Regions from separate parts of the Homo sapiens genome. Here regions 2 and 3 are each linked to region 1. Evidence: read pairs that join two places in POLR2A ChIA-PET (ENCODE). Cell type or tissue: K562. All regions are shown on one strand. Links, peaks and the distances in the headings refer to the core of each region. The heading gives the core; the rest is flanking DNA. Region 1 holds the start of HSPA1B (heat shock protein family A (Hsp70) member 1B). Region 2 holds the start of BAG6 (BAG cochaperone 6). Region 3 overlaps VWA7 (von Willebrand factor A domain containing 7).

What was found. Peaks named below come from ENCODE experiments on the same cell type or tissue, not always from the same donor. Only the 100,000 strongest peaks of a DNase experiment are listed, where the experiment ranks them.
Region 2: POLR2A ChIA-PET joins it to region 1 with 16 read pairs; 29 of 35 experiments call an interaction of 5 or more read pairs at or near these places.
Region 3: POLR2A ChIA-PET joins it to region 1 with 13 read pairs; 30 of 35 experiments call an interaction of 5 or more read pairs at or near these places.

Annotation. Positions count from the first base shown.
Region 1 is chr6:31,823,785-31,833,574 of GRCh38, forward strand. HSPA1B (heat shock protein family A (Hsp70) member 1B) reads left to right here and starts at 3,954. Exons shown (of 1, transcript NM_005346.6): 1 at 3,954-6,470. The coding sequence starts at 4,167. The coding sequence ends at 6,092. RefSeq lists enhancers at 2,882-3,693, 3,717-4,346, 4,347-4,975. In K562, for the core only: CTCF peaks have their summits at 3,624 and 6,326 (motif pointing left); DNase peaks (open chromatin) are centred at 3,847, 6,317 and 6,733; H3K4me3 peaks cover 3,312 bases.
Region 2 is chr6:31,649,505-31,659,103 of GRCh38, forward strand. BAG6 (BAG cochaperone 6) reads right to left here and starts at 3,157. Exons shown (of 26, transcript NM_001387994.1): 1 at 2,920-3,157; 2 at 2,152-2,272; 3 at 6-123. The coding sequence starts at 2,259. It overlaps APOM (apolipoprotein M), which reads left to right and starts at 6,390. Exons shown (of 6, transcript NM_019101.3): 1 at 6,390-6,576; 2 at 6,968-7,122; 3 at 7,721-7,794; 4 at 7,876-7,974; 5 at 8,121-8,219; 6 at 8,560-8,706. The coding sequence starts at 6,463. The coding sequence ends at 8,585. It overlaps C6orf47 (chromosome 6 open reading frame 47), which reads right to left. Exons shown (of 1, transcript NM_021184.4): 1 at 8,794-9,599. The coding sequence ends at 9,559. RefSeq lists enhancers at 2,026-2,605, 2,606-3,185, 3,186-3,765. In K562, for the core only: a CTCF peak has its summit at 3,520; DNase peaks (open chromatin) are centred at 2,507, 2,897, 3,177 and 3,477; H3K4me3 peaks cover 2,689 bases.
Region 3 is chr6:31,766,318-31,777,272 of GRCh38, forward strand. It overlaps VWA7 (von Willebrand factor A domain containing 7), which reads right to left. Exons shown (of 17, transcript NM_025258.3): 1 at 10,792-10,955; 2 at 10,229-10,477; 3 at 9,647-9,925; 4 at 9,016-9,112; 5 at 8,199-8,309; 6 at 6,925-7,120; 7 at 6,637-6,806; 8 at 3,684-3,796; 9 at 3,358-3,474; 10 at 2,701-2,886; 11 at 1,305-1,437; 12 at 1,045-1,197; 13 at 841-933; 14 at 146-447; 1 more. The coding sequence starts at 10,462. Among named protein-coding and RNA genes, the nearest start is that of VWA7, 5.5 kb to the right of the region's middle. RefSeq lists enhancers at 6,555-6,849, 6,575-6,869. In K562, for the core only: a CTCF peak has its summit at 6,707 (motif pointing right); DNase peaks (open chromatin) are centred at 4,284 and 6,704.

The DNA of each region.
Region 1 (9,790 bases), core at 3,358-8,357:
GTTTTGCCATGTTTGCCGGGCTGGTCTTGAACTCCTGATCTCAGGTGATCCACCCATCTCGGCCTCCCAAAGTGCTGGGATTACATGCATGAGCCATCGCGCCCGGCCTATACCATCTTTTAAAATGAACAAAATTAAGAAAACTACTGTTTGAGGAACTATAAAAAGGAGAGGGAGAAGGAAGGAAAAGACCCTGCAGCGTCAGCCTGAAGAAGGCTGTCTTACCCCACACTGCTGTAGCAATTATGTTCTTGGCACTCCCTCTTCAGTTCTCTTGTCCCTTTGAAAGCATCTAACCTGGCTTTCACTTTGGGGACTCTGAGCTCTGATCCTTCCAAACACAGAATCCAATAAAAACCTAATTCTGAAATTAATCACATTAAAGTTCTGAAAAATCTCCTGGGGTTCTTATATATTCACCTTAGACAGCAATTAAACTTGTGACTGGATTTCTGCCTTGGGAAGCATCCAGTCTGAAAGGAAAGAAAAGGCCGGCGTGGTGCTTCATGCCTGTAATTCCAGCACTTTGGGCGGCCCAGACGGGCGGATCACTTGAGGTCAGGAGTTCGAGACCAGACTGGCCAACATGACGAAACCCCCTCTCTACTAAAAATACAAAAATTAGCCAGGCGTGGTGGTGTGCACCTGTAATCCCAGCCACTCAGGAGGCTGAGGCAGGAGAATCGCTTGAACCTGGGAGGTGGAGGTTGCAGTGAGCCAAGACTGTGCCATTGCACTCCAGCCTGGGCGACAGAGCAAGACTCTGTCTCAAAAAAAAAAAAAAGAAAAAAAAAAGAAAATTCAGGTGACCCTCTCCTTGTCAGGAAATGGACAAGGAATATGTATGTGTGGGTTTCCAGTCTAGTCCACAGAGGCTTCACTTAAAAGCTAGGTCAACTATAGCACTGTAGACTCTGACTAGTGTGACTGATTGAAGAAAAACAGCATTTATATTGGATTTTTCTGCTATCCAGAGAGCACCCAAGATTTGGGGTCCCAACACCACATCTACTTGCTAGGCAGTTGAGACAGTGATGCCCTTTGCTTCATGCCAATAGAGAGGTTTTTTCTCCCCCTCTCCCACCCCCCACTCCCCACTTTTTATGTTTCTCAGCAGAATCAGAGAAGTATTTTATTTTTGAGAAGGAGTTTCGCTCTTGTTGCCCAGGCTGGAGTGCAGTGGCGCGATCTCGGCTCACCGCAACCTCCGCCTCCTGGGTTCAAATGATTCTCCTGCCTCAGACTCCCAAGTAGCTGGGATTACAGGCATGCGCCACCATGCCCAGGTAATTTTTTTTTTTTTTTTTTTTGGTATTTTTAGTAGAGACCGGCTTTCTCCATGTTGGTCAGGCTGGTCTCGAATTTCTGACCTCAGGTGATCTGCTGCTTCGGCCTCCCAAAGTGCTGGGATTACAGGTGTGAGCCACTGTGCTGGCCTTTTAAATTGTGGATTTGGAAGGAGGGAAGGAATGAATCCAGACCTGCCAGTAGTAGCAGTTGATGGTGAGGAAGTTTCCAGAGGGAGGGGTGAGGTTAAGGGTCTCTGGAAGTGTTGATACACTGTGCAGCTAAGATGAACATAGTTTGGGAGAATCTCCAGCCAGACATTTCATAGAGAAATGTTTGGGAAAATTCCTGAAGTTTGACCGGTTTGACTAGTTTAGAGAGGTGATTCATTAGGGAGCTAAAGCTGAATGTGAAAGTTATCACCTACCTGCACATACAGACACACACATATTGTTAAAGCAATTTATTTGCAACATGAGTTTAGATCAGTGAATTATAAACAAATGAATACCCTTAAATTCCAGGAAGAGGTGTTTTGATAGTGGACAGGTGTGTGTGTGCAGGTGTGCATATGAAAAGTGCCAATTGAGCAAAGTGTTTAAAAACAGGATTATTCCTTCATCAGTAACTTCTTCCTTTCATTTGTGCTCAAGGAATATCGCCATGGCAATGAGGCTATTTTTTTTTTCTTTTCTTTTTTTTTTTTGTGGTAGGTTGTAAACACAGTACTATTGCTTCAACCCCCTCACATTTTCCTTTCAGACGCCTAACAAAGGGTCTTGCATTCACACTAAGAATGAAGGAAAAAAACAAAGGGAAAGTAAATTACTAAATGCAACCGTATTTAAAACAGGAGGAAGGAGAATCCGCAGGAAGTTGGAATCTAGGATAAAAACTTAGACACATTCAGCCTGGCCAACATGGCGAAACCCTGTCTCTATTAAAAATACAAAAATTAGCCCGGCGTGGTGGCACATCCTGTAATTCCAGCTATTGGGGAGGCTGAGGCAGCAGAATTGTTTGAACCCCAGGGGCAGAGGTTGCAATGAGCAGAGATCTCACCACTGCACTCCAGCCTGGGCGACAGAGTGAGACTCAGTCTCAAAACAAACAAACAAAAACAACAGGCCGGGAATGGTGGCTCACGCCTGTAATCCCAGCACTTTGGGAGCCCGAGGTGGGCGGATCACGAGGTCAGGAGTTCGAGACCAGCCTGACCAACATGGGCGGATCACGAGGTCAGGAGTTCGAGACCAGCCTGACCAACATGGGGAAACCCTGTCTCTACTAAAAATACAAAAATTAGCCAGGCGTGGTGGCGCACGCCTGTAATCCTAGCTACTCAGGAGGCTGAGGTAGGAGAATTGCTTAAACCCGGGAGGCGGAGGTTGCAGTGAGCCGAGATCACGCCACTGCACTCCAGCTTGGGCGACAGAGCGAGACTGTCTCAAAACGAAAACAACAAACTTAAGACACATAACCTGAGGTGTTAAGAGGAGCTAGTAACTAGAACCTGGGTCCCAACCCCTCCTGCTTTCCAGCATCACTCCACACAGTTTGCTTAAAGAGGGCCACCTGCCAAACAGCTGTAGTATGTGATGTTAAAGAGAGCTAAACACCCCCCGCACCTCCCTCCCAGGGTCACCATCTTGTTAAATTTGACCTAAAAACGGTAACAGCCTAGGGGTTTCAGGGACAGACAGAAAATCTTACTCGGGACTGTGAGGTCCTACTTCTACACACCGTCCAGGAGTGAACCAGGAATTGAGAAAGTAGGAAGGAGGTGTCCCAGACCCCAAGCTAGGAATGGGGAGGGAAATGGAGGAATCCCAAATGCCTTAAGGACGGCCTACATACTAAGGAAAATTTTTTTCTAACTCCTGGTTGCAGCTGAGGGGAGCGGCTGAGGGCGGGGACAGGGGTGCGGCGGACCCACTGCTCCCATTACCCGACCAGCGCCTCCCTTCCTCCTTGGATGGGTGCCCCTGTCTTGCTAAGAACTGCCTGTTTACACAACTGCTTTCCTTGTGAAAATTTAAAGGCTCCTATTCCCAGTTGTTCTATCCTTGTAGGTTAAAGATTATGTCAAAAACTATATTGCATTATCTCTTTCCTTCTCCTTCCCATTAAGACGGAAAAAACATCCGGGAGAGCCGGTCCGTTTCTCAGGCAGACTAGGCCATTAGGTGCCTCGGAGAAAGGACCCAAGGCTGCTCCGTCCTTCACAGACACAGTCCAATCAGAGTTTCCCAGGCACATCGATGCACCGCCTCCTTCGAGAAACAAGGTAACTTTCGGGTTCTGGTTGTCTCCAAAGTCATCCGACCAATCTCGCACCGCCCAGAGCGGGCCCTTCCTGTCAATTACCTACTGAAGGGCAGGCGGCCAGCATCGCCATGGAGACCAACACCCTTCCCACCACCACTCCCCCTTTCTCTCAGGGCCCCTGTCCCCTCCAGTGAATCCCAGAAGACTCTGGAGAGTTCTGAGCAGAGGGCGGCACCCTGCCCTCTGATTGGTCCAAGGAAGGCTGGGGGGCAGGACGGGAGGCGAAACCCCTGGAATATTCCCGACCTGGCAGCCTCATCGAGCTTGGTGATTGGCTCAGAAGGGGAAAGGCGGGTCTCCACGACGACTTATAAAAGCCGAGGGGCGCGCGGTCCGGAAAACGGCCAGCCTGAGGAGCTGCTGCGAGGGTCCGCTTCGTCTTTCGAGAGTGACTCCCGCGGTCCCAAGGCTTTCCAGAGCGAACCTGTGCGGCTGCAGGCACCGGCGTGTTGAGTTTCCGGCGTTCCGAAGGACTGAGCTCTTGTCGCGGATCCCGTCCGCCGTTTCCAGCCCCCAGTCTCAGAGCGGAGCCCACAGAGCAGGGCACCGGCATGGCCAAAGCCGCGGCGATCGGCATCGACCTGGGCACCACCTACTCCTGCGTGGGGGTGTTCCAACACGGCAAGGTGGAGATCATCGCCAACGACCAGGGCAACCGCACCACCCCCAGCTACGTGGCCTTCACGGACACCGAGCGGCTCATCGGGGATGCGGCCAAGAACCAGGTGGCGCTGAACCCGCAGAACACCGTGTTTGACGCGAAGCGGCTGATTGGCCGCAAGTTCGGCGACCCGGTGGTGCAGTCGGACATGAAGCACTGGCCTTTCCAGGTGATCAACGACGGAGACAAGCCCAAGGTGCAGGTGAGCTACAAGGGGGAGACCAAGGCATTCTACCCCGAGGAGATCTCGTCCATGGTGCTGACCAAGATGAAGGAGATCGCCGAGGCGTACCTGGGCTACCCGGTGACCAACGCGGTGATCACCGTGCCGGCCTACTTCAACGACTCGCAGCGCCAGGCCACCAAGGATGCGGGTGTGATCGCGGGGCTCAACGTGCTGCGGATCATCAACGAGCCCACGGCCGCCGCCATCGCCTACGGCCTGGACAGAACGGGCAAGGGGGAGCGCAACGTGCTCATCTTTGACCTGGGCGGGGGCACCTTCGACGTGTCCATCCTGACGATCGACGACGGCATCTTCGAGGTGAAGGCCACGGCCGGGGACACCCACCTGGGTGGGGAGGACTTTGACAACAGGCTGGTGAACCACTTCGTGGAGGAGTTCAAGAGAAAACACAAGAAGGACATCAGCCAGAACAAGCGAGCCGTGAGGCGGCTGCGCACCGCCTGCGAGAGGGCCAAGAGGACCCTGTCGTCCAGCACCCAGGCCAGCCTGGAGATCGACTCCCTGTTTGAGGGCATCGACTTCTACACGTCCATCACCAGGGCGAGGTTCGAGGAGCTGTGCTCCGACCTGTTCCGAAGCACCCTGGAGCCCGTGGAGAAGGCTCTGCGCGACGCCAAGCTGGACAAGGCCCAGATTCACGACCTGGTCCTGGTCGGGGGCTCCACCCGCATCCCCAAGGTGCAGAAGCTGCTGCAGGACTTCTTCAACGGGCGCGACCTGAACAAGAGCATCAACCCCGACGAGGCTGTGGCCTACGGGGCGGCGGTGCAGGCGGCCATCCTGATGGGGGACAAGTCCGAGAACGTGCAGGACCTGCTGCTGCTGGACGTGGCTCCCCTGTCGCTGGGGCTGGAGACGGCCGGAGGCGTGATGACTGCCCTGATCAAGCGCAACTCCACCATCCCCACCAAGCAGACGCAGATCTTCACCACCTACTCCGACAACCAACCCGGGGTGCTGATCCAGGTGTACGAGGGCGAGAGGGCCATGACGAAAGACAACAATCTGTTGGGGCGCTTCGAGCTGAGCGGCATCCCTCCGGCCCCCAGGGGCGTGCCCCAGATCGAGGTGACCTTCGACATCGATGCCAACGGCATCCTGAACGTCACGGCCACGGACAAGAGCACCGGCAAGGCCAACAAGATCACCATCACCAACGACAAGGGCCGCCTGAGCAAGGAGGAGATCGAGCGCATGGTGCAGGAGGCGGAGAAGTACAAAGCGGAGGACGAGGTGCAGCGCGAGAGGGTGTCAGCCAAGAACGCCCTGGAGTCCTACGCCTTCAACATGAAGAGCGCCGTGGAGGATGAGGGGCTCAAGGGCAAGATCAGCGAGGCGGACAAGAAGAAGGTTCTGGACAAGTGTCAAGAGGTCATCTCGTGGCTGGACGCCAACACCTTGGCCGAGAAGGACGAGTTTGAGCACAAGAGGAAGGAGCTGGAGCAGGTGTGTAACCCCATCATCAGCGGACTGTACCAGGGTGCCGGTGGTCCCGGGCCTGGCGGCTTCGGGGCTCAGGGTCCCAAGGGAGGGTCTGGGTCAGGCCCTACCATTGAGGAGGTGGATTAGGGGCCTTTGTTCTTTAGTATGTTTGTCTTTGAGGTGGACTGTTGGGACTCAAGGACTTTGCTGCTGTTTTCCTATGTCATTTCTGCTTCAGCTCTTTGCTGCTTCACTTCTTTGTAAAGTTGTAACCTGATGGTAATTAGCTGGCTTCATTATTTTTGTAGTACAACCGATATGTTCATTAGAATTCTTTGCATTTAATGTTGATACTGTAAGGGTGTTTCGTTCCCTTTAAATGAATCAACACTGCCACCTTCTGTACGAGTTTGTTTGTTTTTTTTTTTTTTTTTTTTTTTTGCTTGGCGAAAACACTACAAAGGCTGGGAATGTATGTTTTTATAATTTGTTTATTTAAATATGAAAAATAAAATGTTAAACTTTTTCTTGTCTGTTAATATGTGAAGATAATGGATATTTGCGGAGGGATAGTGTCTGAATACCATCTATCTTTATAGTCTGAAAAGAACAGTACTGCTGAAGAGTTATACGTGTAGGAGTTAGAGCTACACATATTTTTGTTTGGGCTTAATTGTGGGCCTTAAGAGAAATTGCAGGTGCCCGTCTTGATTAGAGTGGGGCTTGTTTCAGGGAAAAGTCGGATGGCAGCTGCAAAACGGTATTGGAGGGGTGGTTGAGGTGGGTTCACTGGGGCGGGGAGGGGAGGGGTGGTGCTGAGATGGGATTATGGTGGTTTTCTCTCCCTCTTCTACTTAGTGAGCGGAGTCCACAAAAAAATGCTGACTTTTTTTTTTTTTTTTTTTGAGACGGAGTCTCACTCTCACTCTTGTCGCCCAGGCTGGAGTGCAGTGGCGCAATCTCAGCTCACGGTAACTTCCGCCTCCCGGGTTCAAGCGATTCTCCTGCCTCAGCCTCCTGAGTAACTGGGACTACAGGCGCCTGCCACCACGCCTGGCTAATTTTTTGTATTTTTGGTAGAGACAGGGTTTTACCGTGTTAGCCAGGATGGTCTCAATCTCCTGACCTCGGCTCATATTCATTTATATGTGGAATCTAAACAGTAGAACTCAGAAGCAGAGAAGTGGTGGTCACCAAGGGCTGTGGGATGGGGGAATGGGGAGACGTGCAAGGGAAACAAAGCCTTAGTCAGGAGAAATAAATTGTATTTTTTTTTTTTTGAAACGGGATATTGCTCTGTCACCCAGGCTGGAGCACAGTAGAGCTCACTGTAGTCTCAAACTCCTGGGTTCAAGCAATCCTCCCACCTTAGCCTCCTGAGTACTGGGTCTACAGGTATGTGCCATCATGCTCAGCTAATTTTTTGTATTTTGTAGAGACGAAGTCTTGCTGTGTTGCCCAGGTTGGTCTCGAACTCTTCAGCTCAAGCGATCCCCTTGTCTAGTCCTCCCAAAGTGCTGGGATTATAGGCGTGAGCCACTGTGCCCTGCCAGTTTTTGTGTTTTTTTTTGGGGGGGTGGTGGGTGGAGGGTATATATTGCATGGCATGGTGAAAATAGTTAATAGTGTATTGTATATTTCAAAATTTCAAATGTTCTTGTCACAAAAATATTTGAGGTGATATGTTAATTAGCTTGATTTAATTACTCCATATTGTGTTAATAACTACTTTGTACCAATATATGCAACTAAAGTTTGTCAATTTACAAAAAGAATTTAAAAATCAAATAAAATGGGCCAGGTGCGATGGCTCATGCCTATAATCCCAGAATTTAGGGAGGGTGAGGTGGGCGGATCACTTGAGGTCCGGAGTTCAAAACCAGCCTGGCCAACATAGCGAAAACCCATCTCTACAAAAAACAATAGAATTAGCTGGCCGGGCGTGGGGGCTCACGCCTGTAATCCCAGCACTTTGGGAGACCGAGGTGGGACGGTTGGATCACCTAAGGTCAGGAGTTCCAGACCAGCCTGGTCAACATGGTGAAACCCTGTCTCTACTAGGTGGGCACGGTGGGGCATGTCTATAATCCCAGCTACATGGAAGGCTGAGGAAGGAGAATCACTTGAACCCTGGAGGCGGAGGTTGTAGTGAGTTGAGATTGCGCCACTGTACTCCACCCTGGGTGACAGAGCAATACTTCATCTCAAAAAAACATAAATAAAACGGTTAAAGTCCTGTGTTGCACCTTTGTGTAAATCCTTACCCTCTAGGGTTTTAAAATGTTTTAAATCCTTAAAACGTTTTAAGGATTACATAATACTGGAAATCCTCCTTGAAAGTGTATAAAAGAAAAGGAATATAGTAAGTTTCTTTGGTTTTGGGGCCAAGTTTTTTTTTTTTTTTTTTTTTTTTGAGACAGAGTTTCACTTTTGTTGCCCAGGCTGGAGTACAGTGGAGCAATCTCGGCTCACTGCAACCTCTACCTCCCAGGTTCAAACGATTCTCCTGCCTCAGCCTCCCAAGTAGCTGGGATTACAGGCACCGGCCACTATGCTCAGCTAATTTTTTGTATTTTTAGTACAGACGAGGTTTCCGCCATGTTGGGCAGGCTGGTCTCGAACTCCTGACCTCAGGTGATCTGCCTGCCTTGGCCTCCCAAAGTGCTGGGATTATAGGCGTGAGCCACTATGCCCGGCCCTTGGGCCAATTCTTAAAGGCCTGTTTTATTAATGAAAGAGATGAACTAGGCCAGGCGCGGTGGCTCACACCTATAATCCCAGCACTTTGGGAGGCCGAGGCGGGCGGATCACCTGAGGTCTGGAGTTCGAGACCAGCCTGACCAACATGGAGAAACCCCATCTCTACTAAAAATACAAAATTAGCCGGGTGTGGTGGCGCATGCCTGTAATCCCAGCTACCCTGGAGGCTGAGGCAGGAGAATGGCTTGAACCTGGGAGGCGGAGGTTGCTGTGAGCCGAGATCGCGCCATTGCACTCCAGCCTGGGCAACAAGAGCGAAACTCTGTCTCAAAAAAAAAAAAAAAAAAAAAAAGAGGAACTAAAGCCTCTGACCATAGCACTTAGTAAAGGCAGCTTAACTGCCAAAACAGCAGGAATTAGGGCTTTCTGTATATATATATATTTTTTTTAAGGCAGGGTCTCACTCTGTTGCCCAGGCTAGAGTGCAGTGGTATGATCACGGTTCATGGCAGCCTCGACCTCCTGGGCTCAATTGATCCTTAGCCTCCTGATTAGCTGGGACTACACGTGTATGCCACCACCCATAGCTAATCTTTTTTTTATATACTTGCCAGGCAGTAGAGGGAACAAATACTTTAGCTTTGAGCCATGGCTCTCCACCGTAATGGAACAATAAAACGATTAAGGGATGCTAAAAAAATACAGATGCCAGGCCTCTCTCAGGCCAATTCAGAATCTCAAAGAGGGCAGTGTAGACATTTAAAGCTGCCCAGGTGTTTGTAATTTGCAGCCAATGTGGAGAAAACCACTGAACTGGGCTGGCCACGGTGGCTCACGCCTGTAATCCCAGCACTTTGGGAGGCCGAGGTGGGAGGATCACTGAGGTTCACCAGTTCAAAACCAGCCTGGGCCAACATGGTGAAAACCCCTGTCTCTACTAAAAATATATAAAATTAACTGGGTGTGGTGGCAGATGCCTGTAATCTCAGCTACTCAGGAGGCTGAGGCAAGAGAATCACTTGAACCCGGGAGGCAGAGGTTGTAGTAAGCCGAGATCATGCCACTGCACTCCAATCTGGGTAACAGAGCAAGACCCTATCTCAAAAAAAAAAAAAAAGAAAAAGAAAAAAAAAAAAAGGAAGAGG
Region 2 (9,599 bases), core at 243-5,242, 180 kb before region 1:
CTTACTGTATTCCTGAAGCTTCTTATCATCTTGCAGAACTCGTCCCTGGTAAATGAGCCGTTGTTTTTCAGATGGGATGCTGACAGAGGCAGCAATGTGCTCCTTAAACTCTTTTACATTCATCTGAAAAGAAGAGGCATGCACAGGAATGGAAAGAATGGAGGAAAGAGGAAGAACAAAGACAGACAACCGAGTTGTGGAGGTGAGGGGTAAAAACCACCACAGAATCACTACCCGTTTGTCTTGACCGTGAGATCATTACTGTGCAAACCCTTAAACTAAAGTAACAGCTGTCAAAATACAGACAATAAATTTGGCTTGGCGCGGTGGCTCACACCTGTAATCCCAGCACTTTGGGAGGCCAAGGCAGGCAGATCACATTAGGTCAGGAGTTCGAGACCAGCCTGGCCAACATGGTAAAACCCCTTTTTTACCAAAAATACAAAAAAATAAGCCAGGCATGGTGGTCGCCTGTAATCCCAGCTACTAGGGAGGCTGAAGCAAGAGAATCACTTGAATTCGGGAGGCGGAGGTTGCAGTGAGCCGAGATCGCATCACTACACTCTAGCCTGGGTGACAGAGAGGGACTCCATCTCAAAAAATTAAATAAATAAACTTAATGAAGCTCAGGTTATAGATCCAGGAAAAATAACACGGATGAAAAACAAAAAAAAAACACATGGACATTATATTATCTGTCTGGCATCCAAGGGAGTATGTGTCTAGAGACATCAGTGACCCCTTTCCAAACACAAGATGATACCAGTTTATTTACCAGACTCTCCTGTGATTTCCAAGATTAAAAAATGGCAAAGAAGATGGGGTCTGGTATCAGGTTAATGAAGAAAGACTAAGAAGATAAGAAAGCAAAAAAGGTCCCAGCACAGTGGCTCACACCTGTAATCCCAGCACTTTGGGAGGCCGAGGCAGGTGGATCACCTGAGGTCAGGAGTTCAAGACCAGCCTGGCCAACACGGTAAAACCCTGTCTCTACTAAAAATACAAAAATTAGCCGGGCGTGGTAGTAGGCGTCGTCTGTAATCCCAGATACTCAGGAGGCTGAGGCAGGAAAATTGCTTGAACCCAGGAGGCAGAGGTTGCAGTGAGCTGAGATTGCGCCCCAGCCCTCCATCCTGGGCAACAAGAGCAAAACTCCATCTCAAAAAAAAAAAAAAAAGCAAAAAGAGAAATATTTTTCCTAACTACAAACTGACTCTTGGGAAGTACCAGAGTATTTATATACATCTAATCACAAGTCTATATATGGCTTTCTTATATCCAGGTAATATCACATTTTAGAAAACCATGGACCACCCCACATGCAATTTGTCTCCAAGTATTACAGGAGTAAAGACACAGATAGCTATGTCCAAGGCTTTAAGCTCAAGAGACTCAAGCTATGCCATAAAAATTAGTAATTTCACTCAACAGTCTATCAAGGACCTATCTCCATTATGGGTTCTGATTTCTACCCTTTAAGAACACAGCATAGACCTGACCAATGTCTATCAGTAAGACACACTTGCTTAGGGTTCCTGTGCTGTTTCCCTTCCCAAAGGCCAGAGCCATGCCTGTCCCTTTGGGTTGGGGTCCACCCATGATGATGACACACAGATTCTTCCTTCCTCTGTATTTCCCTCTGCATTAAGTTCTATCCATGTGGAGGACAGAACAAAATCAGCCTCACTCACAAAACATCAGAAAACGTTCTACTGGAATACGAACAAAGGGATCAATAAAAATAAAATCTGAGGCCAGGTGCGGTGGCTCATGCCTGTAATACCAGCACTTTGGGAGGCCGAGGAGGGCACATCACCTGAGGTAAGGAGTTCGAGACCAGCCTGACCAACATGGTGAAACCCCGTCTCTACTAAAAATACAAAAATCAGCTGGGTATAGTGGCACACGCCTATAATCCCAGCTACTCAGGAGGCTGAGATAGGAAAATCGCTTGAACCCAAGAGGTGGAAGTTTCAGTGAGTCGAGATCGCGCCACTGCACTCCAGCCTGGAAGACAGGGCGTGACTCCATCTCAAAAAAAAGAAAAAAAAAGAAAATCTGGTGACCAGAAAATCAAGCTCATCTCTCAGGCTAAGGGGCCTAAACGAGGAAAAGCTAAAGGTGTCTTCCAGAACTAGTGAGGTGTCTCACCTGGGCCCCCACAATAAAGGTACGAGTTTGAGAGTCCAAGGTCTTCACCAACACCTCCAAGCTGTCAGGCTCCTCCACAGCGGTACTGGTACTATCATTAGGCTCCATGGCCGACAGGTCTCTAAAGAAGAACGAAGGAAGGAAGGCCCGCTGTTGCCCAGACCAGAGTGTACCCGAAAGACTCCCTAGCATTAATCCCTGCCCCAATACCTAAAAAGTTTCTCCTGCACACACACACATTCACACCTGTCCCCATCCCCCTTCTGATTCCGGGGCACAGGGAGAGAAACACAAAGGGCAGGAGATCGACGGCTTAGGGAGCTGGAGGACGAGAGGTGGGAGGGGCTCCACGACGCCAATCACAATAAGCAGGGAGCCAGTCAGATTAGGAAGGAAGCACGAGACCAGAGACTAGTGTCATCACCGGTCACGGCAGGACAAGCGCCCCAGAGGTCGGAAAATCCTGGGACAACGCGAAAGCGGTGGTCGCCCCACACTCTGCGGAGAAAGTGGTTTCGCGCACGCGCGCCACGCCCATCGAACCCTCCTAACTCACTATAGACCCGAAACGGCACTCACGGGGCGACAGACCTGCTAGCTGACTGCCCGCGTCTACTGCCTTCCCACGGTGTTCCAGCAGAACGGCACAACTAACCCACAGCCAAACACACACACACACACACACACACACACACACACACACACCCACCACCCCGCGGCTCCGCCCCCGACTTCCCCACGGACCGTCACTTCCGGTCTCCCCCAAACCTGCCACCGACGGCCACTTCCGTTTCCCCGATAGTATTTGGGGATCTCGAAGCGATACTTCCGGCTCCCCCCAGGTCCCCAAGCTTTACTTTTGTGGGGCACGACGAGAAAGTCCGCAGCCCCAAACAGTGAGTTTCTGAGGGCGAGTCGGGCCGGGGCCGGCCTAGGTGGGAGGGAGCCGAGCACCCCGAGGAGCCGCCACCGCTGTCGCCCGGGGGACCGTACTACGCCTGCGTGCGTCGCACTACGGATGCGTGGACACTTAAGCATCGCCCCACCCCCTCCCCCCTCTGGCGGCGTTCACGTCTGTGCGCGCGCTTGAGCGCTAGAAGATTGAGGTGGCTACCGTAAATGCCTGAAAAACAGTCACCAGCTGGGACTCTACCACTGCCTCGAGAGGGGCTATGGACGGTCGTATGGACCTTGGACTTTGGAGATGGGGGATTATGCCACATTCATCTATGTTTAAATCTTGGCAGGCTGATAATTTCAGGCGGCACTGTCCTAGCCAGCTAAAACTCTTCTCCACCCTATTGCCCTCGCTGCGCCCTTTCTTCTGTGCCTCCGGAAGTTACTCTTTCAGTAGGCGTTTGGGGGCGGCACTGGTCAATTTTGTTCTCGGTTGCTTGGTTGGGCTAGATTTCGGTTCTGCCGGGTGGGCGTTTTAAGGGCTGTGGGCGTCACATTCGTCGGTGTGTGGCCAAGGGGACATGACACGTTTTAGGAAAAGTAAACGTGCTACTAAGTTGCACGACTTGTCAAGAAAAGAGGCGCTTCCGAGTTTGAGAATTGGGAGCAAATGGAGTCCGAGTGGACAGAAAGACAAGACCCTGACCGTGGGGAATTTAAAGGCCGGCCAGCGTGCTTCCGAAGGCCGGGGGTGGAGGCATTACCGCCTCTCCGTGCCCTCTTCTCTTAACCTGCCCTGGGCCAAGGGCCTCGGCCCCGCGAAACTGCGAGTCCTCCAGAAAGACACATCGCTGTTGGGGTGTCCAACCTTTCTGGGATTCGTAGTTTATACCCAGGTCCTGGTTATATTTTAGTTAAGAGTTCTAATAAGCAGCTGTTTAATGAGCACTTGTGCCAGCCCATATACTACGGGTTTTGTGTATTATTTTAAAAAGCCTTTTAACGAGCTTTTAACATTTTTTAAGTGAGTACACTTAGACGAACATAAGTGTCAGAATTGACAAATCCAGGCCTACAGGACTCCAGATCGAGCACTTGTACTTTACTGCCCCAATAAAAAGCTGTTAACATTTTAGCTTATTTTTTTGAGAGAGGGTCTCGCTTTGTCGCCCAGGCTGGAGTGCAGTGGCGCAATCACAACTCACTGTAGCCTCTGCCTCCCGAGCCCAACCGATCTTCCCACCTCAGCCTCCCTAGTAGGGACCACAGATGCACACCACCACACCTGGCTAATTTTATTTTTATAGAGATGGGGTCTTGCTATGTTGCCCAGCCTGGTCTTGCAGACTTGGCCTCCCAAAGTGCTGGGATTATAGGTGTGAGCTACTGTGCCTAACCACATTTTAGCTTTTTATTACAAAAATTTTCGGCCGGGCGCAGTGACTCACACTTGGGAGGATGAGGCGGGTGGATCACGAGGTCAGGAGTTCAAGACCAGCCTGGCCAAAATGGTGAAACCCCATCTCTACTAAAAATACAAAAATTAGCCTGGCGTGGTGGCGGGCGCCTGTAATCCCAGCTACTTGGGAGGCTGAGGCAGAGAATTGCTTTGAACCCGGGAGGTGGAGATTGCAGTGAGCCAAGATCGCGCCACTGCACTCCAGCTTGGGCAACAGAACGAGACTCCCATCTCAAAAAAAAAAAAAAAAAAATTCAAACATTACACCAAAATAGAACAGTATTAATAAACTCTAATATACTGGTCACCCAAATTTTGTTTGTTTTTTAACTAAATCGCAAGCCTCAGCCCTCGGCAAATTTTTTGTGGCAGTCCATGGGATATAAATTTATCAAGCTAGGTGTGGTGGCTCATGCCTGTAATCCCAACACTTTAGGAGGCTAAGGTGGGCCGACTGCTTGAGCTCAGGAGTTTAATACCAGCCTGGGGCAACATGGTGAAACTCCGTGTCTACAAAAAATTAGCTAGGCGTGATGGCGTGCACCTATACCTCCTACTCGGGAATCATCTGAGCCGGGGAAGTCAAAGTCATGCCTGGGCGACAGAGTGAGACCCTGTCTTAAAAATAAATAAGTAAATAAATAATCTATCGAGGAAGATCCATCTCTCACAGCATTAACTGCTCCAGTCACTTGGTGCTATCCAAGGACAACCTATTTGGCAATTCTTACTGCCTATTATTTGAGAACTTATTACCCACCAGAAACTAAGTGCTTTGCAAACATTACTATTAATTATAGCAAATATATACTTTGGACTTACCATGTGCAAGTCTTTGCTAAGGGCTTTATGTGCATTATTTCATTTAATCCTATAAGATTGATGATTTGCCAATTTTACAGATGAAAAAACAGACATAGCAGTTAGGGGTTGGTGGTGTTTTGTTTGTTTGGAGACAGAGTCTCTGTCGCCCAAGCTGGAGTGCAGTGGCACAATCAGGGCTCATTGCAGCCTCGACATCCCAGGCTCAAGCAATCCTCCCTCCTCAGCCTCCCTAGTAGCTGGGACTACAGGCGTGTGCCACCACATCGGCTAATTTTTGTATTTTTTGTAGAGACAGAGTTTTGCCATGTAGCCCAGGCTGGTTTTGAACTCCTGGGCTCAAGCCATCCGCCCACCTTGGCCTCTCAAAGTGCTGAGATTACAGGCATGAGCTACCTGCCCTGCCTGTAGTTAGGGTTTGGACACATTCTGCCTGACACCAACATCTATCCTCTCTAACAGCCAGATTACATAGCCTCTTTGTAGTAATAAATGTTGAGTGAATGTGTCAGTGAACACTGCCAGGGTATACATATTTTTCTAATTGTAAACTAAAGAGAGCAATCCACCGTGCCCCAGCACCTGCATCATACCTGTTCTAAAGCATTTACCAAGTTGTATTGCAATGGTTTGTCTACACAGCTAGTTTTCCCTCTAACGACTTCTTCAAGATCAGGGGCTATGTCTTATTCGTTTTTTTATGTCCCCGGGGATTAGCTAGTTCTTGGGAAACAACTGGGACTTGGGATTCAAAACAGTTTGCTAAGTGAATGAATGAGAGGCCCAGTCAAGCTACTTCCCTTCAGTGCTGCACAGTGCAACAAATAACCAGCTCAGATACAGGTTCAAAGACCACAGGCTTCTCCCTGGACAGCTCAGCTCTCCTCATAACTCCTGAGAAACCCTGGACATGCCAGGGTGTACTATGGAGTGGTTGCATCCGGAAGAGGGGGAGGAAGTCCCAAACACTAAGTAATCCAGGTTTGGGTTGGAAAACAAGGTTGAAGTTACTCATTAGCAGGTGAAAGGGTCAAGGGTCGAACGCAAGGGAGCTGAAAGCAGAGTGGACTGAGCAGCCAGTAGGGGAGAGAGCAGTTAAGGCACACAGAGCACCAGCTCCCTCCTGCCTGAAGATGTTCCACCAAATTTGGGCAGCTCTGCTCTACTTCTATGGTATTATCCTTAACTCCATCTACCAGTGCCCTGAGCACAGTCAACTGACAACTCTGGGCGTGGATGGGAAGGAGGTATGGACTGAGATTGGGGGAAGCCTATGGTGGAGGCTCTGAGGGACTTGGGTGGATGGCCTAGGATGACTGGAGACCATCTTGGGAAAGGAAGAGAGGAAGGGGGTGTGAGTGTTGTGATAATGAAAGCAAGAAGAAAAATATCAGTACTGTGGCCATCAATGCAGAGGCATGGCAGAATTGGGGGGTGGGGTGGTTACCCAGGTTGACTGGGGAGGGGCAAAGAGGAAAAGTCATTTAATGACTCTTTGTCATGGATCCAATCCCCAGTTGGAAAGAGGAAGGCAGCCAACACCTCTACCCCTAAATCTTGCTGTTTTGACTGATGAAGAGGTTGAACCCATCCTGTGCTGGAACCCACCCTCTTTTGCTCCCTTCATTGTCTCTCCAGTTCCCAGAGGTCCACTTGGGCCAGTGGTACTTTATCGCAGGGGCAGCTCCCACCAAGGAGGAGTTGGCAACTTTTGACCCTGTGGACAACATTGTCTTCAATATGGCTGCTGGCTCTGCCCCGATGCAGCTCCACCTTCGTGCTACCATCCGCATGTGAGTGGTAAGGAGGCAGAAGCATCACTGGGTTCAGTCTCTGCCCAAAGTGTGAGAATCCACCCACCAAGAGCTGGCCTCTTAGCTGGTATATCTACTATGCTTGGCCCACGGAATTCAGTGGCTGTATTAATTGCCCTCTGGAGAAAGATGTGCCTAACCAATGCTTGGTAGCTTGAAACCCAAGGAGAGCTGGGCTTCAATAACAAATACAATGGAGTAAATAGAAGCCGGGACAGGCCAGACGTGGTGGCTCACGCCTGTAATCCCAGCACTTTGGGAGGCTGAGGCGGACAGATCACGAGGTCAGGAGATCGAGACCATCCTGGCTAACACAGTGAAACCCCGTCTCTACTAAAAATATAAAAAACTAGCTGGGCATGGTGGTGGGCACCTGTAGTCCCAGCTACTCACGAGGTTGAGGCAGGAGAATGGCGTGAACCCGGGAGGCAGAGCTTGCAGTGAGCCGAGATGGCGCCACTGCACTCCAGCCTGGGCAACAGAGTGAGACTCTGTCTCAAAAAAAAAAAAAAGAAGCTGGGACACTATGGTTGGGGTGATGCTCATTCTTTCCTCCTTGCCACCACCACCTCTGCAGGAAAGATGGGCTCTGTGTGCCCCGGAAATGGATCTACCACCTGACTGAAGGGAGCACAGATCTCAGAACTGAAGGTTGGTTCTTCCCAGCCCTCACCCTCCCTTGAGTTTGGTTCTGCATCTCTGTTCTCATACTTCTCCCACCTGCCTTGACAGGCCGCCCTGACATGAAGACTGAGCTCTTTTCCAGCTCATGCCCAGGTGGAATCATGCTGAATGAGACAGGCCAGGGTTACCAGCGCTTTCTCCTCTACAGTGAGTAGGGATACAAGGCAGGAAGGGTTGGAGGGAAACAAGGGAGGGCAGGAGAACTCCTCACTCTGGGTCCTATGACACCCTCCCAGGAAGAGCTAGGTGCTTCCAGGGGTTTTGACTGGCCTGACCCCACCTTGCCCTTCCAGATCGCTCACCACATCCTCCCGAAAAGTGTGTGGAGGAATTCAAGTCCCTGACTTCCTGCCTGGACTCCAAAGCCTTCTTATTGACTCCTAGGAATCAAGGTAAGGGGTTAAAATCTCATAAAACAGGATTAGGACTCACCAAGTCTTCTGGTGTTACAGGGTGAAAGAGGCTCGTGTGATGTCACCAGAGGGATGTGGCTAAGAGCTGTGATGTCACCTGAGGGAGGCAGGATGGGTTCTGGGCTACTCAAAAGAGAGGTTTCTGAGTTTGCACTGGATAAAGGGGGCAGAGGGTCATACGTGGAGGGAAAAGAGCCTTAGAGACTCCCCTTTGACACAGGGAATGAAAGAACACGTTCTCCCCCACCCCATTACTATCAACTTTGCTTTTCTCCCTGGACTTCCCTTCTGTCCTTCTTTTTCCCTCCCCCCATCACAGAGGCCTGTGAGCTGTCCAATAACTGACCTGTAACTTCATCTAAGTCCCCAGATGGGTACAATGGGAGCTGAGTTGTTGGAGGGAGAAGCTGGAGACTTCCAGCTCCAGCTCCCACTCAAGATAATAAAGATAATTTTTCAATCCTCATCTCATTCTGGGGTTTGTCTCCAGACGTCATTCCCACTCCTCCCATTTCAACATTCCCCCTGGATCCTCTACCACCTAAACTCCCAGCTGGACGGTGTCAGTAAGAACAGAGTGGCAGTAACTCTCACTTTGTAGTGGTATATTTAGGATTTGATGTGACACAGTTATTTATTGCTGAGTGAGCAAACCCCTAGCCCCCAAGTGGGGACTACAGGCTTCAGTGCTTCCCCCACACTGCCTGAGCTACCAGCCCTTCTGCACTGGCCCTCCTGCCAATACTGCCTGCACTGTCCCCACTCCCTCTGGCTCCCATGATCACCAGATCCGCCCTGCAGGCTCCCTGTCACCTGTGGGGCCCTATCCAGACCCCCTAATCCACTTGCCTAGCAGCCCCACTCTTCCCTCGATGGCTCAGATCCTGAGATCCAAGGAACACCCTGGGTTTCCCAACCACTCTCTTACTGCAGAGGTCTGTCTATCCTGCCCTGGTCTCCTCCACCCCAGGAGAGTTTTCAAAGGTAGAGAGGACCCTTTGGTCTTTATTCACCACCATCATACTTTTTTTTTTTTTTGCTTTTAAAAAGTGGAGGTGGAAAAAAAAAAAAAACTGAAGGTGGGAGAAAAGTAAAAGCAAAAATAACAGCTGGTGAATCCAAGAGCAGTGCCCTCACTGTCCATAAACACAAACACCCTAAATAGTTCTGTTCTCTCCTGTGTATGAAGGGGGGCCCTGCACCCTCGTACTCGGGTTTCTTCCCCATCCCTGAGGTCCCTATGCTTACAATTTGGGTCATGCCTCACACTTTTCTCCTAAAGCCCACACTCTCTTCACCCTTTGCCCCCACCCCACGGTCACAGCCCCTTTCCCGGGTCTCCCCTCTGCTCCTCACCTT
Region 3 (10,955 bases), core at 3,991-8,990, 57 kb before region 1:
AGCTGGCGATGCGGAGACTGAGCGGGACTTTGCTGCCCGGGGCCAAGAAACCCGAGGGGCCACTAAGCTGCAGAGAAGGGTTCTTCAGGGAAGGGGCCGCTCTAACTCTCTCCAGCCCCAGCCGCACTTTCCCCTGGCGTCTCACCTCCAGAAGGACAGGGACTACAGTGCTAGGCTGAGGGGCAGCCCTGTGCAGGCGCCGCCCCGCTGCGTCCTGGCCAATCAGCTCCAGGGAGAAGGGTCTAGGGGTGGACAGCAGCGTGGGCGACAGCGAGGCTGCGAGGAGACCTCGCTCCGGAGGTCCCACGGGCTCCAAGGGCACCTGGCCTAGTTCGGCACCCTCTGGGACCCCTCGAAGGATGACGTGGGAGAAATGCGGCTGAGGATCCCCAGGATTGGCTCTGGAACCCAACCCTGTCACTTCTACCAGCAGCTGGGTCTGAAGACCTGGGACAGGGGCGAGGAGGGGAGAACATTGTGAGATTCGGAGACACAGGGAGAAAAGAATTAATGGCCTTCAAAATAGGGGTTCCCTCTGGGGAGTATGGATGGGAAAATAGGTTACCTTCGAGGGGTATTGATGGGGAGCATCAGGAGGGAGTTCTGGGGTGCTGGAAATGTTCTATATCCTGAACTGGGTGTATTATATGAAATCCATCAAACTGTACACTTTAGTGCACATTATGTAAATTATAACTCAATATAAAAGTTATGCATATGCACAGATGTATGTATACATATATACATTATATATATAATATATATATTATATATTATATATTTTATATATATATATAAAACTGGGGGTTAGGTGGGTGGGGGCTCAGGGAATAAATGTACCTGCAACTGGCTGAGTCAGGGGGTAGAGGCCAGGGTGGGGTCCATCCTCCATGGGGATCCCAAAGTGGAAGAGGAAGTCCAGGGAGGTCTGGGCTGGGAAAGGGCAAAGGCAGTCAGAGCCCTTCCTGAAAGGAATGTGACTGATCGTGTTCTCTGAGGCCTGCAGTCTCTGCTTCCCCTTCCCAGGAACACCTCCCTCCTTACCTTGCACTCTCACCCCAGGGGTGTCCTCAGCTGTGACCTGGATCTCCCAGGTTCCTGTCTGTGGAGGGTCATCCATGGTCACCATCCAGAACTGCCCAAAGCGGCGAGTGTGACCTAGAGGACCCCCGCCTTCCTCCTGGCCCTGGGAGACCCCTGGGGTCAGGGAAGAGATTGTCACATGAAGCACTTGCTCTCCTTGAGTACATCCCCTCGATTGTCTATTCCCCGGTCCCCTCTCTTCCCTCTACCTTCAGAGGTACCTGCAGGGTTCTTGATCCAGAAGCTGCTGATGTCTCCGTGGATCCGGACTGTGATCTTCTGGAGCAGCCCATCCACGCTGAACACAAGTGGCTGCCCAGGCACCACAACAGGAGGGTCCAGGGGAAGAGTCACCTTGAGGGATTGGCAGGACCAGAAAATGGGGAAGAAGATGAGGTATGGGATGAGGAACAAAGAAGAAAGGGGAGATAGAAAGAAACCACGTCATTGGGCCGGGCGCAGTTGGTCACGCCTGTAATCCCAGCACTTTGGGAGGCTGAGGCGGGTGGATCACAAGGTCAAGAGTTCGAGACCAGCCTGGCCAACACAGTGAAACTACATCTCTACTAAAAAAAAAAAAATACAAAAAATTAGCCAGGTGTGGTGGTGGGCTCCTGTAATCCCAGCTACTTGGGAGGCTGGAGCAGGAGAATCGCTTGAACCCAACAGGCAGAGGCTGCAGTGAGCCAAGATTGTACCATTGCACTCCAGCCTGGGCGACAGTGCAAGACTCTGTCTCAAAAAAAAAAAAAAAAAAAAAAAGAAAGAAAAAGAAAAAAGAAAGAAACCACGTCAAACAGGCAGAAAGGGATACCAGTAAGAGAGGGGCACGGGGCCAGGGATGAAGTTATTATGGTCAGAGACAAAGTTGGAGGCAAGGGATTCAGGATGAGACAATCACATCTTGTGCCCCATTAAAAGATGATAGGCCAGGCGTGGTGGCTCATGTCTGTAATCCCAGCACCTGGGAGACCAAGGCAGGAGGATCACTTGAGGCCAGGGGTTCAAGAACAGCTTAGTCAATATAGCAAGACTCTGTCTCTGCAAAATACAAGCCACCTCCCCAAAAAGATGGTAGGACTTCCTGTGGTAACCCTGGAGGCAGAATACTGGAAGCCAAGTGGGGAGAGGTTTACTGATATAAAAGGACAATGCAGGCCAGGCGTGGTGGCTCGCGCCTGTAATCCCAGCACTGTGGGAGGCCAAGGTAGGCGGATCACTTGCGGTCAGGAGTACGAAACCAGCCTGGCCAAAAAAACGGTGAAACCCCGGCTCTACTAAAAAAATACAAAAATTAGCCAGGCCTGGTGGTGGGCACTGGTAACTCTAGCGACTTGGGAGGCTGAGGCAGGAGAATCCCTTGAACCCGGGAGGTGGAGGTTGCAATGAGCCGAGATTGTGCCACTGCACTCCAACCTGGGTGACCATAAGACTCCATCTCAAAAAAAAAAAAAGAAGTGGCTAGTCATGGATCTAAGAGGAAGAGAAACTTCCTTTCCTGCCCCGTGACTGGAAGAACAACACAGCAGTGAGAGTGATTCCCCTTTCTCCTATAAGAAGAGAGGTGCAGCCTGACCACCCTTCAGTTCCTAAGTGAGGGCCCTGGCCCCCACTTACCAGGGCAGCCATGCTCTCCCCAACAATGGCTGCCACGTCTCGAATGTGCTGGTCTTTGGTGAAGATCACCTCTCCTCCTGAGGCCAGGGCCACTGCTTTGTATGGCTCAAAACGCAGAGGGGACAAGATCTCACGCCGAGCTCGACCCTGAACCCTTGATGTATCTTCAGTCACCAGGAATGTTACCTGTACCCAGAAGAGAGCTCAGTGATTGGGGTGTCCAAGTGCCATCCACTATTATGAATGAGAATCCCTGTGCTCAAGCTTTCTCCAGAGCTGATGGTTTGTGATAAGGTCTCTGCCTGCCTTCTGGCTGCTGGGGTGGGGAATCCCAATGACAGAACCCCCTGCCTTCAGTTAGTAGTTGGCCACCCCCTTGTAACTGTCACAGTGGATTTTTGGCGACTAGAGCCCCAGTTCTTCACATTGTTTATTAGGCAGGGTCAAATAAAAATTCAGCGTTATTAAGGGTAGGGCCTCTTACGTATATCATTAAAGGTATCAGGAAATGTTCCACTCATTGTCTGCTTCTCCCACCATATACCAAGGCTTGTTGGGCCACCATAGTGTGGTGCAACCCTCGTTATGAGATTGTCATCACAGGGTCTCTCACATCCCTGGGAGGCTAACACTGGGTCTCCCACTAGCTCTGCTCACCCGGCAGCGCCGCTCCTGAGTCAGGGATTCCACCTGGTTGGTGAGAAAGGCATCCTTGGGGGAGGCATCCGTGAAGACAAAGATATCTGAGAGTGGAGGTGTGTGCAGCAGGGCCAGCTGGCAGGGAAGGCAACGACCAGTGTTAACAATGGCAGTAGGAGGGGAATGGGTAGAGCCACGGAGGATGAAGCAGAAGGGAATATGGCCCGGGAACCCTACAGTGAAGCTAGTGGATCTAGGTGCTGAAGGTGGTGGGGAGCCCCAGGAGGGATCTAGCTCCCCCTGGTGGTGGGGCCAGGAAACGGGGAAGAAGGGAGGGGCCAGACCTGCAGGGCTGACAGGCACATCTCAGGCTCGTCTCCACCCCCCAAGGCATGGATCTCATTAAGCTGTTGCCAGAAGCTGTCAGGGTCACTGGTTGTAAAGACAGGGCCGAACCCTGGGAAGGGGAAAGGAGGTTAAGATAAGTGAGGAAAGAGCTCCCCTCATTCTTACCCAGAGCCACCTCCCCAGTTGAGGGGCCTGGTGTGCTTCTGGAGCCGACAGGTATTGAAATAACAATACTCCATTATAAGACTCATACTTGGCCGGGTGCGGTGGCTCACACCTGTAATCCCAGCATTTTGGGAGGCCAAGGTGGGTGGATCATGAGGTCAAGAGATCAAAACCATCCTGGCCAACATGGTGAAACCTCGTCTCTACTAAAAAATATAAAAATTAGCTGGGCATGGTGATGCATGCCCGTAGCCTCCCCAGTAGCCTCCCCAGAGGCTCCCCAGTAGCCTCCCCAGCTACTGGGGAGGCTGAGGCAGGAGAATCACTTGAACCCGGGAGGCAGAGGTTGCAGTGAGCCGAGATCGTGCCGCTGCACTCCAGTCTGGCGACAGACTCCATCTCAAAAAAAAAAAAAAAAAGTCATACTTGTCAGTGCAGGGCGGGGCAGGGCGGGGCAGGGCAGGGCAGACCTAGGTGTCCCTGGTGGGAAGGTGGCCTCCACTCCCTGAAAAAAATGGTGGCATTTCCTGTAGGCCTTTATTGGCTACATGTGCGTATATAAAAAAAAAAATGGTCACACCTATTATCCCAGCACTTTGAGAGGCTGAAGTGGGAGGATCACTTGAGCCCAGGAGCTCGAGATCAGCCTGGGTAACATAGTGAGACCCCATCTCTACAAAAAAATACAAAAATTAGCCAGATATGGTGGTGCTCATCTGTAGTCCCAGCTACTCAGGAGGCTGTGGCAGGAGGATTGCTTGAATCGAGGCTGCAGTGAGGCATGATTGTACCATTGCACTCCAACCTGGGTGACAGAGTGAGACTCTCCCTCTCTCTCTCTCAAAAAAAAAAAAAAAGAAAGAAAAGAAAAAAAAAAACTGGGTTTCCTCATAAGAAAAGAGACCGAATAGCACTTACCTCAGAGGTTTATTGGGAGGACTAAATGAGTTGATTTTGCAAATCTTAAGATAGTGCTTTGACACATAAGTGCTAAGTTCTTAGTTATACCTTTATTTATATCTTCATCAAACATAATAAGTCTATTAAATGCCAGCCACTGTAGGATGTATGCAGGCAAATAAGACTCAAATTTAGGCAACTCTCAGTCCAGTAGGCATTTTATTTGATCATCATTTCAACTCTGGGAGTTAGGCAGGATGAGGGAGGTGTCAGGCCTCTGAGCCCAAGCTAACCAATCATATCCCCTGTGACTGGCACTTATACATCCAGATGGCCTGAAGCAACTGAAGATCCACAAAAGAAGTGAAAATAGCCTTAACTGATGACATTCCAACATCCTGCCCCACCCTGATGTGATAACTGATACCCATTTTACAGATGATGAAATCGAGGCAAAGAAAGTTTACATGACCAGCCTAAAGACACACAGTCAGACTCAAGCCAGAGAGTCTAACTTCTAATCAATGGAAAAGGAATACAATGTAGCTAGTTATCTCAGATGCTTCCCAGAAGCCTGGCCCCAACAACCCCATCTTGATACCAATCTCTGTCTATAGGAAATGGAGAGAATTGAAAATGGCGGCCGGGCACGGTGGCTCACACCTGTAATCCCAGCACTTTGGGAGGCCGAGGCGGGCGGATCACGAGGTCAGGAGATGGAGACCATCCTGGTTAACACGGTGAAACTCCGTCTCTACTAAAAATACAAAAATTAGCCGGGCGTGGTGGCGGGCGCCTGTAGTCCCAGCTACTCAGGAGGCTGAGACAGGAGAATGGCGTGAACCCGGGAGACGGAGCTTGTAGTGAGCCGAGATCGCGCCATGGCACTCCAGCCTGGGCGACAGAGCGAGACTCCGTCTCAAAAAAAAAAAAAAAAAAAAAAAAAAGAAAATGGTTTATTAGCATGAAAGCCTAAGAAAGCAGAGGCCACGTGCCAAAGCATGAATCATGCATTAAACTCATGGAAAGTGCTGCCATTTTAGAAAGAGTGGGAGGCAAGTCTGCTAGTTATCTTTTTTTTTTTTTTTAGAGACAGGGTCTCACTGCGTCACCCAGGCCGCTCTGGAGTGCAGTAGTGCCATCACGGCTCACTGCAACCTCAGTCTCCTGGGCTCAAGTGATCCTCCTGCCTCAGCTTCCCAAGTAGCTGGGACTATAGGCATGTGCCACCACACCCACACATAATTTTTATTAATTTTTTTGTAGAGACCTGTGTTTCTCTGTGTTGCCCAGGTTGGTCTTGAAATCCTGGGCTCAAACGATCCACCCACCTCTGCCTCCCAAAGTGCTGGGATTACAGGTGTGAGCCACCCCACCCAGGTTGCTGCTAATTTTCTGTATGCACACAGTAGAGGCTCACTCGGGACTACAGGAAGTGCCACCCCGAGCCCACTTCCTCACCACAGGCCTTTATCCCTTACCTTTTTATCTTTTCTTTTTTTTTTCTTTCTTTTCTTTTTTTTTTTTTTTTTTTTTTTTTTTTGTGACAGAGCTTTTTGCTCTTGTTGCCCAGGCTGGAGTGCAAAGGCACGATCTCGGGGCTCACCGCAACCTCTGCCTCCTGGGTTCAAGCGATTCTCCTGCCTCAGCCTCCCGAGTAGCTGGGATTATAGGTGCCCACCACCACGCCCGGCTAATTTTGTATTTTTAGTAGAGACGGGGTTTCTCCATATTAGTCAGGCTGGTCTCAAACTCCCGACCTCAGGTGATCCACCTGCCTCAGCCTCCCAAAGTGCTGGGATTACAGGCGTGAGCCACCACGCCCAGTCTATCCCTTACCTTGAATTTTCCTCCCCTCTACTGTCCTAGCCAGACCACACTTACCTGGGTCATGAAAAGGCACCAGGACATAGTGGACAGGCTCCATGGGGCTGCCTCTCCGCTGCTCCACAAGGTGGCGAGCCTGGATTTTGGCAGCGTTGATCTCCTCACCCATGCTGCCCGTGGTGTCCAGGACAAAGCTCAGGCTGGAGGCTGGGGTGATGTCCAGCAGCCTGGGGAGCAAGCCAGAGACACAGTGAAGGGCCTGCACGTTTGTCCCCAGCGCCTGGTTTCTCCCTTCCCGCAGGAGCGCCTCCCCATGAAGGGGTCCATCCCCAGGAGGCCACTCACCTGGAGAAATCCCTGTCTCCCAGGCGGCTTCGCAGAAGGCTGAAGGCCTGGATGGAGGCTAGAAGGGCCAGTTTTGCAGCCTGGAGGTGCAGCATGTGGTGAGGGGAGAAGCCTGGGGATGTGCTGTCCTTGTTGATGCCTCCCCTCGGTGGCTGGGAGCTGCTCCGGTCAAAATGGCCCCCGTGGCTACATTTCCCTGGGTTGGGGAAAGGGATCTGGAGAGTGGAGGTCAAAAACCCACTGCCTCCTAAGAAAATGAGGCCCTTTCAGGCCTGGCCTGACCCTCTCACCCCTCAGCAAGGGTTCAGCAAGAAATGATGACGGGGTTGGCGCGGTGGCTCACGCCTGGAATCCCAGCGCTTTGGGAGGCCGAGGCCGGCAGATCATCTGAGATCAGGAGTTCAAGACCAGCCTGGCCAACATGGTGAAGCTCTGTTTCTACTAAAACTATAAAAATTAGCCAGGTGTGGTGGCGCGTGCTTGTAATCCCAGCTACTTAGGAGGCTGAGGAAGGAAAATAGCTTGATCCCAAGAGGCGGAGGTTGCAGTGAACCGAGATCACGCCACTGCACTCCAGCCTGGGTGGCAGAGCAAGACTCGGTCTCAAAAAATAAATAAATAAATAAATGATGGCTGGGCACGGTGGCTCACACCAGTAATCCCAGCATTTTGGGAGGCTGAGGTGGGTGGATCACCTGAAGTCAGGAGTTTGAGACAAGCCTGGCCAACATGATGAAACCCTGTCTCTACTAAAAGTACAAAATTAGCCGGGCGTGGTGGCACATGCCCGTAATCCCAGCTACTCGGGAGGCTGAGGCAGGAGAATCGCTTGAACCTGGGAGGCGGAGGTTGCAGTGAGCCGAGATCGTGCCACTGTACTCCAGCCTGGGCAAAAAGAACAAAACTCCATCTCAAAAAAAAAAAAAAAAAAAAAGGATAAAAAGGATGGTGCTTTGTGGAGGGGAATTCTGGAGTAAATCTTAGGGCGTGGTGGTCAGTCACCACAGCACATGGTGGATCCCCTGATCCCTCCAGCCAGTCCCCCAAAACTGCCTATGACAAGGGAGAAATCCTATCAGCGGAGGAAGAAGTTGCTCCCCTACCTCAACCCCACCACAGCCTCCTCAGGGGACTTTCCTCCACCCACCCTGTTCCCAGCATCCTCTCCTCCTAGGAGGAGATGCCATAGCAAAGGCATACGGGCCTACAGGACAGAGATCCTGTAAGGGAATGACTTTCTCCCCTTACTTCTGGGGAACTTTCTTGTCTGGTACCTGGAGGTTTCGGGGGATGAGTTCCAAAGTAGCCAGAGGTGAGGAGTGTGAAGCCCAGCCAATTCCTGGGGCAGCTCAACTCCTCGCAATCGGAGCAGGTAGGATCGGCCACTGGGAAGAGAGGGCAGGGCTAGAACCCAAGATTCTGCCACCCCCAGCCTTTATCCCCACCCACCCAAACCTTTTCAGCTTCTCCTCCCAGCTGGGATGAGGCGAACACCCAGAAGTTCCCTAGCAAAGCTTTCTGAACTAAAACCTAGGATCATGGGCCCGCAGTGAGCCTGAATGTTTGAAACTAGGGCTGTGCTGGAAAACACAGCACAGGCTGGGTGCGGTGGCTCACGACTGTAATCCCAGCACTTTAGGAGGCTAAGGCGGGCAGAGCAGCCTGCGCCACACAGTGAGACCTCATCTCTAAAAAATAAATACATAAATAAATAATAAGAAAAAAACAAACACAGTACGTGTAGGGACCAATCCTATGGGGATTATGCCCTCTGTGAGTTGTGGACAGGAGGCAGCTTCCAGGTGAGAGGGTGAGGGGGCTGTGAGAGAAGGCCCCATGGGAGTCAGTGCGGGGAGGAAGCCACACTTAAGACGGGACTGAGGTCTGGAGACCTGGTCCTAGCTACTTTTCCCTGTGTGACCTTGGGGAAGCTGCTTAACTGAGCCAGGCGTTGCTTGGACTGGGGGACCTCAGTCCTTGTGGAGATTAAGTAACATCATACCCTCTGGGACTTCAGAATGTGACACAGTGGCTGGGTGGACTGAGGTGGCCCTGTGGACTCCTGCCTCACCACCAGGGTCACAGCCATACCTTGTGCCAGGTTCTGGAGCTCCTGCCTTGGCCAGAGGAGGTGAGGGTGTGGCTGCTGCTCGCCCAGCTCCACCCAGTTGCTATGACTGTAGAAATCCTGGTCCGGAGGACAGGAGAAGGGGAGTGAGGCACTAGTCTGGCCTTTCTCACCATCTCCAGCACTAATATGCCACTCCTTTGAGTTCCCCATCCCGAAAGTCCCCTCCCACCCCTACTGCTCCCACCAGACACCCCAAGTCCCCTCCACTGCCCTCTCTCCATTGCTCAGAGCAGAGCTTTGCCCAGGTGGAAACTGTCCCAGCATCTCTTCCCAGCTCAGAGTCTAACCCAAGGCCTCTCTCGGCCTGCAGAGTCCTGCTGCGTGTGCTGCTCCCTCAGCTCTCTGACCTCGCAGCCTTCCTCTCTCACCCTCACTTCTCTCCAGCCACAGCGCCCTCCTTGCTGTTCCTACAGGAAGCACTGCCAGCTTGGAGGTGGGGAACTGGGACACAGCCTCGGGGCACCGCGTGCCAGTGCCCACCCCTTCCAGAGTGGAGGAGACATGATCAAGAAGGCACCATAGGACGCGCTCCATCCCGGACAGGCACGGAAGTGAAGACCCCTCTGACCATCAACCCAACCCTGTTCTCACCTGCAGGGCATGAAGTGCAGCCCCGAGGCGCTGGCGAGCCAGGGTGTGGTCAAGGGCCCTGGCTGCCACCACGGTCTCCCGCAGAGCCCCTACCAGGCGCGCGCGTCCCTGACCCAGTCGCTCAGCATCAAAGTGCAGGTCGGGGTCATTCCTGGAAGTTGGCAGGAAGTCCTGGGCTGCATTGGCACGAGACACCTCACCTAAGGCTGCTCGGAACCGCCGAGAAGAACCAGGTCCAAAGTAGGCGGCAAAGAGGTCATCAGCAAGGAGTGTTCGACCCTGGGGAGAATAGCGGGCGACGGGGCTCCAGGGAGGCCCTTTGGATTGACTGTTGCCCACCTTATCTCAGCAACTGACACTCAAGGCTGGGTATGAGGGTCCTGAGCCCCACAAAGGAGGGACAGTCCCGGACCTTTCTAAGGAGGGGGACTCCTAATTTCAGGACCAAGACTACTGGGTATTATTGCTGCAGGGGTGGGGCCATGGGTGTCTCTTCTCTTGGCAACCAGAGCCCTCAAGGAGTAGAGGCCCCATGGAATTGGGGACTCTGGCAGGGGTGTGACAGGACCCTGGGATGCTCACCAGGAAGTCCTCAAGACGAAGAGGGGGGCGGCCTGGGGGTGGCTGCTCCAGGAAGAGCTGCAGGGTGACGTTGAGCGCTGCCTCCTCAGTTAGGTCTTGGTGGGTGATGGAGCCAGGGGCAGCCAGCAGGCTCCAGATGTTGGGGAAGAAGGCAGATGTGGGGGGCAGCAACAGCTGCAGCAGAAGCAACGCTGAGGGGCCCGGGTGGGATTGGGGGACCTCCGTGGGGAGCATGGCTGAGACATGGACCTGGGAGACAGAAGGCTCTCAAGGGAGGAGGAAGCAGCCGCGATTCCAGGGCAGGCCGGCTCTGCGGGTCTCCATGGGAACCTGCTTTACCTCAAAAGTCGTGTCTGCTCCAGCCTGGCTTCCCCACCCTCTCGCTGTCACCCAGACAACCTGAGGGCCTCATCGGACCATTAGGGACATACACACCTGCCAGGAGAGGGGTCCAAGGTTCCTCCCCCACGCCCCCCTCCCCAGTCCCTGGCTGCGTCCCCAGCCCTGCCGCAGAAACACTCCCCATGCTCAGGAAGCCTGAGTCCTCTCAGGCCCTCCCCTACCTGGTTGCTGGGTCTCCTGGGCAGGGCTGGCCCGGGCTTGACGTCACAGGGCACTTAGGTCAGAGTTATAATTAACCGAGGCTCAGCAGAGGGGGAGGAAGGCCTCAACAGGGTGGGGGAGGACAGGCAACCCCTGGCCCTTTCGCTCCTGCCTGCCCAAAGCC